2 separate regions of the Homo sapiens genome follow, and region 2 is linked to region 1. A link is a contact called in ENCODE Hi-C data. All regions are on one chromosome and are shown on one strand. Each heading gives the region's core, a stretch centred on a gene start or an enhancer-like site at or near the end of the contact. The rest is flanking DNA. Distances are from core to core; before and after follow the strand shown. Region 1 overlaps RORA (RAR related orphan receptor A). Region 2 overlaps RORA (RAR related orphan receptor A).

The links. A loop is a pair of places that touch in the nucleus more often than their neighbours do. Pooled maps may share reads with other maps.
Region 2: a loop to region 1 is called in a map of CD4-positive, alpha-beta memory T cell, with 3 times the contacts of the local background. The contact joins two enhancer-like sites. A Hi-C loop is called at or near these places in 1 of 168 maps with a recorded cell type or tissue (CD4-positive, alpha-beta memory T cell), 9 of 37 single-sample maps with no recorded cell type and 12 of 50 pooled maps.

The regions. Positions count from the first base shown.
Region 1 is chr15:60,506,480-60,509,450 of GRCh38, forward strand. All of the region lies in intron 5 of RORA (RAR related orphan receptor A), which reads right to left. The region is part of intron 2 of RORA-AS1 (RORA antisense RNA 1); the gene reads left to right. Among named protein-coding and RNA genes, the nearest start is that of RORA-AS1, 29 kb to the left of the region's middle. RefSeq lists an enhancer at 1,694-1,803. Within about 2 kb of position 1,457, at least 3 of the 41 ENCODE cell types and tissues checked have a DNase peak (open chromatin) inside an H3K27ac peak, as active enhancers do.
Region 2 is chr15:60,794,176-60,797,146 of GRCh38, forward strand. All of the region lies in intron 1 of RORA (RAR related orphan receptor A), which reads right to left. Among named protein-coding and RNA genes, the nearest start is that of RORA-AS4, 32 kb to the left of the region's middle. RefSeq lists an enhancer at 2,023-2,202. Within about 2 kb of position 1,461, at least 2 of the 41 ENCODE cell types and tissues checked have a DNase peak (open chromatin) inside an H3K27ac peak, as active enhancers do.

The DNA of each region.
Region 1 (2,971 bases), core at 207-2,706:
ACAATTCAAGTCTAGATAATAAGGTATAAAGTTGAATTACAGAAGAAGAGAAAGAAAAAAGTAATTGAAGCTGTCAGAAAAGGAAGAGATTGGCTGGGTGTGGTGGCTCACGCCTGTAATCCCAGCACTTTGGGAGGCTGAGCTGGGCAGACCACTTGAGGTCAGGAGTTCAAGACCAGCCTGGCCAACATGGTGAAACCCTGTCTCTATTAAAAATACAAAAAAAAATTGGCGTGGTGTTGGCTGTCTGTGATCCCAGCTACTTGAGAGGCTGAGGCAGGTGGATCACCTGAGGTCAAGAGTTCGAGACCAGCCTGGCCAACATCATGAAACCCTGTCTCTACTGAAAATACAAAAATTAGCTGGGCGTGGTGGCGGGTGCTTGTAATCCCAGCTACTTGGGAGGCTGAAGCAGGAGAATCGCTTGAACCTGAAAGCTGGAGGTTGCAGTGAGCCGAGATCACACCACTGCACTCCAGCCTGGGCAATAGAGCGAGACTCCCTCTTAAAAAAAAAAAAAGAAAATTATATCTGGGGAAATGGAACAAGCAGTTTTGTGCTTGGTGTATTGGAGCACAGAGAAGCTCAGGCAGGAGGACCACATAGAAGGCTGCTAGAATCTAGATGCCAGGAACTAACAATTTGGAGCAGCTTGGTAATAATTGTTCTGGAAGGGAAGGATGATTAAAGAAGTATTTTTTAAAAGAATTGACAAAATCCCATGAATATAAAACCATATCAAAAAATGATCCCTCTCCCTAGGGTTTTGAGTATAGAATAGGCAAGTCATTTTAAAAGAACGGTGCTGAATGCAAACTTGGCAACACTAGGGAGAATATCTTTTTGTTTGGAAATTTGTTACTGCTTTTGTCAAACAGAAGCAGACTTGTTTGTGTGAAAACAGAGCAGGTTCACCTAAATGGAGCTGGAAACCAGAATCTCCTTAGAGACACTGAAACATAATAAACCTGAATGGCCCTACTTGGCAACACATAGACACTAAAACAGCATGAATAAATAACATAAAAAATAAAACACAAATAAAAGAACAAATGTAAAGGAAAGAATGAGAAACTGAGAGTGAGAGAGAGAAGCCAGTAAATTACATGTCTTAGAATCAATGACGCTGGAGAATAGGTGAGTAAAGACAAAAATAATGGGGAGTAAGAAACAAGAAAATACATAAATAAGGTAGTGAACTACCTCTTTTGGAAAGAACTCTCACTATATAAGGTCGTTTCTAGAATGTAAACCAATTTTTGCCGATAAAAAAATGATGAAGATGAAGAGTCTTCGCAGGGAAGTAGGGGGGGATGCTGTGGAGTGAAGGATGAGAAGAGGCTCATATCATTTCCTTCCAGGTTATGTTTCATTTCTAGTTAATAAGATACTTAGCATCTTGTGGTTTCACTTTGTCTTAAGAAACTGTGGCCACTTATCCCTACCTATTTAAAACAGCCAATAAAAAGTGAGACAACAAATCATGCAGTGTACCTGACATACCAGTAGAGGGCAGTGGTTGCATTCACACCATCTGCTCACCAACAGCCTTTCATTCCAATTCATAGTCGATTTGGCAAGTGTAAGATTTTAGACACTTTGCTATTTTTAAATCTCCATTTCAGCAAAGGCGAGTATGGTCAGGCTGAATAAAATTCGAGAATTTAAGCGTGGTCTCTCAGATAAAGTCTGGAATAGTGAAATACCTTGGGCTAGGAGTTAGGAGACCTGGCTTCTGTCTGAGCTCAGCAGATAATCTATAGTCTACCTCACTTTGTGACTGGGGCAAGTCATGTGCCCCAACCATGACTGCTTCAGCAATACAGCCAGCGCCTCGATACTTCAGATGGGAAGTCCTCGCTTCTGAGTTAGTCACAGATTTTCATAGTGGGAAGGAACTTTAGATAGCATCTGGTCCAAACTGTCCTTGTTTAACAAATAATAATGACATTAATAATTATGATAGCAGTTAACACATATAGCATTCACTATATGCCAGTCCCACATAATTTGTGTCTATCCTGAATATGTATGTTTTCTCACTTAATCCTTATAACAACCCCAAGAGAAAGGTACTAGTATTATCTCCATTTTACAGAGGAGGAAACTGAACCACAGTGAAGTGACTTCTTCAAGGTGTCACAGCTGGCAAGTAGCAGAGCTATGATTCAGACACAGACCTTTATATTCTAGGAGTAGAGAAACTACAGCTCGCAGATGTTACGTGGTGTATACTGGGTTGTATAACTTATATTAATGCCAGGACCACAACCCATATAAGCGGATTTCTTGTCTCATGCTTTGCCCAGTATATCAGCTGTTTCTCCTGCGCAAAGCTTTAGATATCAATTATAGTAACAAACCTAATTTGCACTTAAAACCTAGGTCGTTTATCTGGAATGTCTAATTCAGGTACTAATTGTACACCAAGGGCAAAATTTCCTAGCCAAGGATGAAGTCATATTTTTCACTAAAAGTAATAGGTTGTGCATACTACACTTGAAAGAGAGAATTGGACTTAGGATGTGTTGGTTTATAATTTATTTTCCTATTATACAATTGGTTTCACTTGTTTAAAATCTGATGACAAAGTTTAGCCTAAAATGAAGTCAAGAGTCTTAGTTAAAGAGATAGCAGGCTTTAAGCCCCAAAAGAAATACCAGGGAAATTTAAGTAGCTTTGGAGAAGCAGCAACAAGACTTGGGCCACTTTCATGATACTCTTAGCTCCCTGAAACACTTTGCATGTATAAATGGGATAAGAGAATTAGAGCCCAATTATATACTTTCCAGATAAATGCTAGTTTAGTTTTGGGTTTGGGAATTCTCCTAGTGATGATCTCATTTAATTTATCTTGGTAAATACCACAACACCTGTGAAAAATCCCTAATTTAAAAGCACATAGAGCAAGCATGAGGGGGCAGGGCTCCCAGACTGCACTGGAAAGTGAGACCATGGAAGAGGAAGCTGA
Region 2 (2,971 bases), core at 211-2,710, 290 kb after region 1:
ATTTACAAATACTGGCATAAATGAAATAAAGGTCTGACTAAAACAGAAAATCTCAAAGCCCAACACTATTGCTTTAATGAAGAGAGTAGAGAAAGGCTGAATAATCTGCTGTTTCACCGCGTTCTTGAGAAACCTTTTCTCCCTCCTGCACACATATTCCATGTTTAATCTTCCTTTTTTAATTTGCTCCCATTACCCAACTTATAGCACATAATGAAGTATACATATCACCTGTGTTTTCAAATGGCTTTTAGATAGATTTGAACATGGTCACCAGAGAACCATTACACCTGTGTGTATGCTGCCCTTTGGAAGAAAAACGACCATAAAGTCCTAGGGAAAAATACTGGGTGCATACCACTGAGCCAAAGCTTGCTTTTAGATATCCAAAGCTTGCTTTTAGATATCCAAACCTCCACTGACGTCACCAGCTAACTGAGTCCCCAATATCCCTATGAGCTGCCTGCAGGTTTCCGACAGCAAAATCCAATACATGTTCAAAATGGCAATCATTAATTTCTAAACGATTGGCCACTGTTTGTTGAATAACAGTACTTCTATTCTGATAGGGTGGAGTTATCATTCAACCAGAGGCAGAGAAAAAGCACCTGGCTTCCTTACTTGCTTTCTGTTTAGAAGGGTGCTGTGCCTCATGCGCCCATATCCTAGGGCTCACTGCTCACAAGCACCGTAGGCCTGGAGTTCTGCCTGTCCACTTTCTGTCCTTCAACCACACAAATGTGGAAAATGGGTGGTGCTGAGATTCTGCCCTCAGAGGGGTTCATTTCAAAACAAATCCTGGACCTTAGTTGCTAAAATGCGACACCCCTTCCCACTGCTTCTCAATTACATAAAAACCTCAAGAAACCTACCATAAGCACTGGCATTTATAATCTATCACCATTTTGCTATGCATATAGGGTGATATCAGGTATCCAAAATCCCCACACACTAGATGTATGCCACCTCAGGAACCGGGAAAAAGAGTCCTTACCTCTGAAGAACCAACCTGAAGTTTGTGGTTGGTGGTGGAGACAGCCATAGAGAGAATTCAAAATGGCAACCCGAAGTCAATGTTTCAAATGGGCTATTCACCTTCTGTAGGCTGGCAGGAGCTCTTCACCTTTACTCCTGTGCTCACCACGAAACAACAAGAGCAGCAGCAGCAAATAAAACCCCAACTCAAAATGGGCTGCTTGAGATGTAGAATTTGCTTTTATATTCTTCTTCTCTAAACTGTGTTGGAAAGGGCAGCCAAACCCCGGGAGAGTATTTTTGAGCTAAGAATTTGACAACTGTTTAGACTGGAAGCTCCCTGAGGGAAGGCTCAGTCTTTAAACTGTATTTCGCTGAGGCACAGTTTGATACCATGGTGGTATATGGTAGCTAATATGATGCAATGATGAAGGAGGGATCTCAAACAGCCACTGATCTCCTAATATCACAACTTCAAACAGCTTCCTGCCCTCCCTCCCTCCATGGTGAGTAAGGCAGAAACAACAGGTTGATTTGTCAACCACAGACAATCAGAGGAGGCCTTCCTTATGGCGCCTCCCTATATATGGCAACTCCCCTCACCTAGCCCACCATTCTCCCCTCACCTCCATCCCTACCAGATGTGACATGCCTTGTAGACTGTAAGGCACTGCACCACCATAAAACATTACATAAGACAAAGTAATGTAATGGAGATAACTTTGGGAAATTACCCAAAAGGCCTCATGCCTCGGTTTCTTCAGCTTTCAAATGGGGATCATACTACCTGATGTCTTGCCTACATTACAGGATCATTGTGGGTATCAAAATGTGTAAAGCCTATGCAAATATAACCATCATCATTATAACATTTTCTTAACCTTTGCATCCTCAAAAAAGGGAAGTGCAAAGTGAATGTGTGGTTCTTGACAGAACTGAAAGAAGCCTGAAGTAGGAGTGAGACAGGCCTTAGCTGTGGTTCTGCCACGTCTCCTCCTGGGTGCGGGAACCAGGCTCTCTGCTCTCAGTGCCTCTCTGTATCACAGTGAGGGTGGTATTCTAGCTCTGCTGGGAGACACAGAATGTATGCTGGAACAGGCTTGAGCTCAAGAGCTTCCCCATGCACACGACTCTCCAGGCACTCACCCTTTTGACTTCCCCACATGGAGAAGCCTGATTCTAAACTTGGAGAGGTAATGAGACCTAGCAGGTCAGGCTGGGCCAGCCCATGGCAGTGACCAGGTCGGTATAAGCTTTTCACCTCTGAAAATCTTTAAACTATTTGGGAAAACAAATTACTCTGAAAGAAAATCAGACAGATACCACTTTATACCCACTAGGATGGCTATCCACCCCCCGCCAAAAAAAAAAAGAAATAAAATAACAAGTGTTGGTAAGGAAACTGGAAACCTTATGTGTACATGCTGGTTGGAATATAACGTTGTCACTATGTAAAGCAATTTGGTAGCCCCTCAATAAATCAAACATAGAATTATCATATGATCATATAATCCAGCAATTTCACTCCTAGGTATATACCCAAAAGAACTCAAAGAAAGTGTTCAAAGAAAAACTTGTATGCAAATCTTCATAACAGCACCGTTCACAATTGGAAAAAGGTAGAAACAACCTCAATTTCTCATCAACTGATGAGTCGATAGACAAAATGTGGTACATTCATACAAAAGAATATTATTCAGCCACAAAAAAAAGAATAAAGGACCCATACAGGCTACATCCTGGATGACCCTTGAAAATATTATGCTCAGTGAAAGAAGCCAGTCACAAAAGGCCACATAATATATTATTCCATTTATACAAATACCATGAGTAGGTTTATCATTATTTATGTCTAAATATATTTTATTTATATATTTATATAATATATAATTATATTATCTATATATTTATTAATTATATTTATTATTATTATTATTATTTCTGCACAGAGGCAGAAAGCAGATTAGTGGTTGCCAGTGGCAGAAGGGAATGGGAA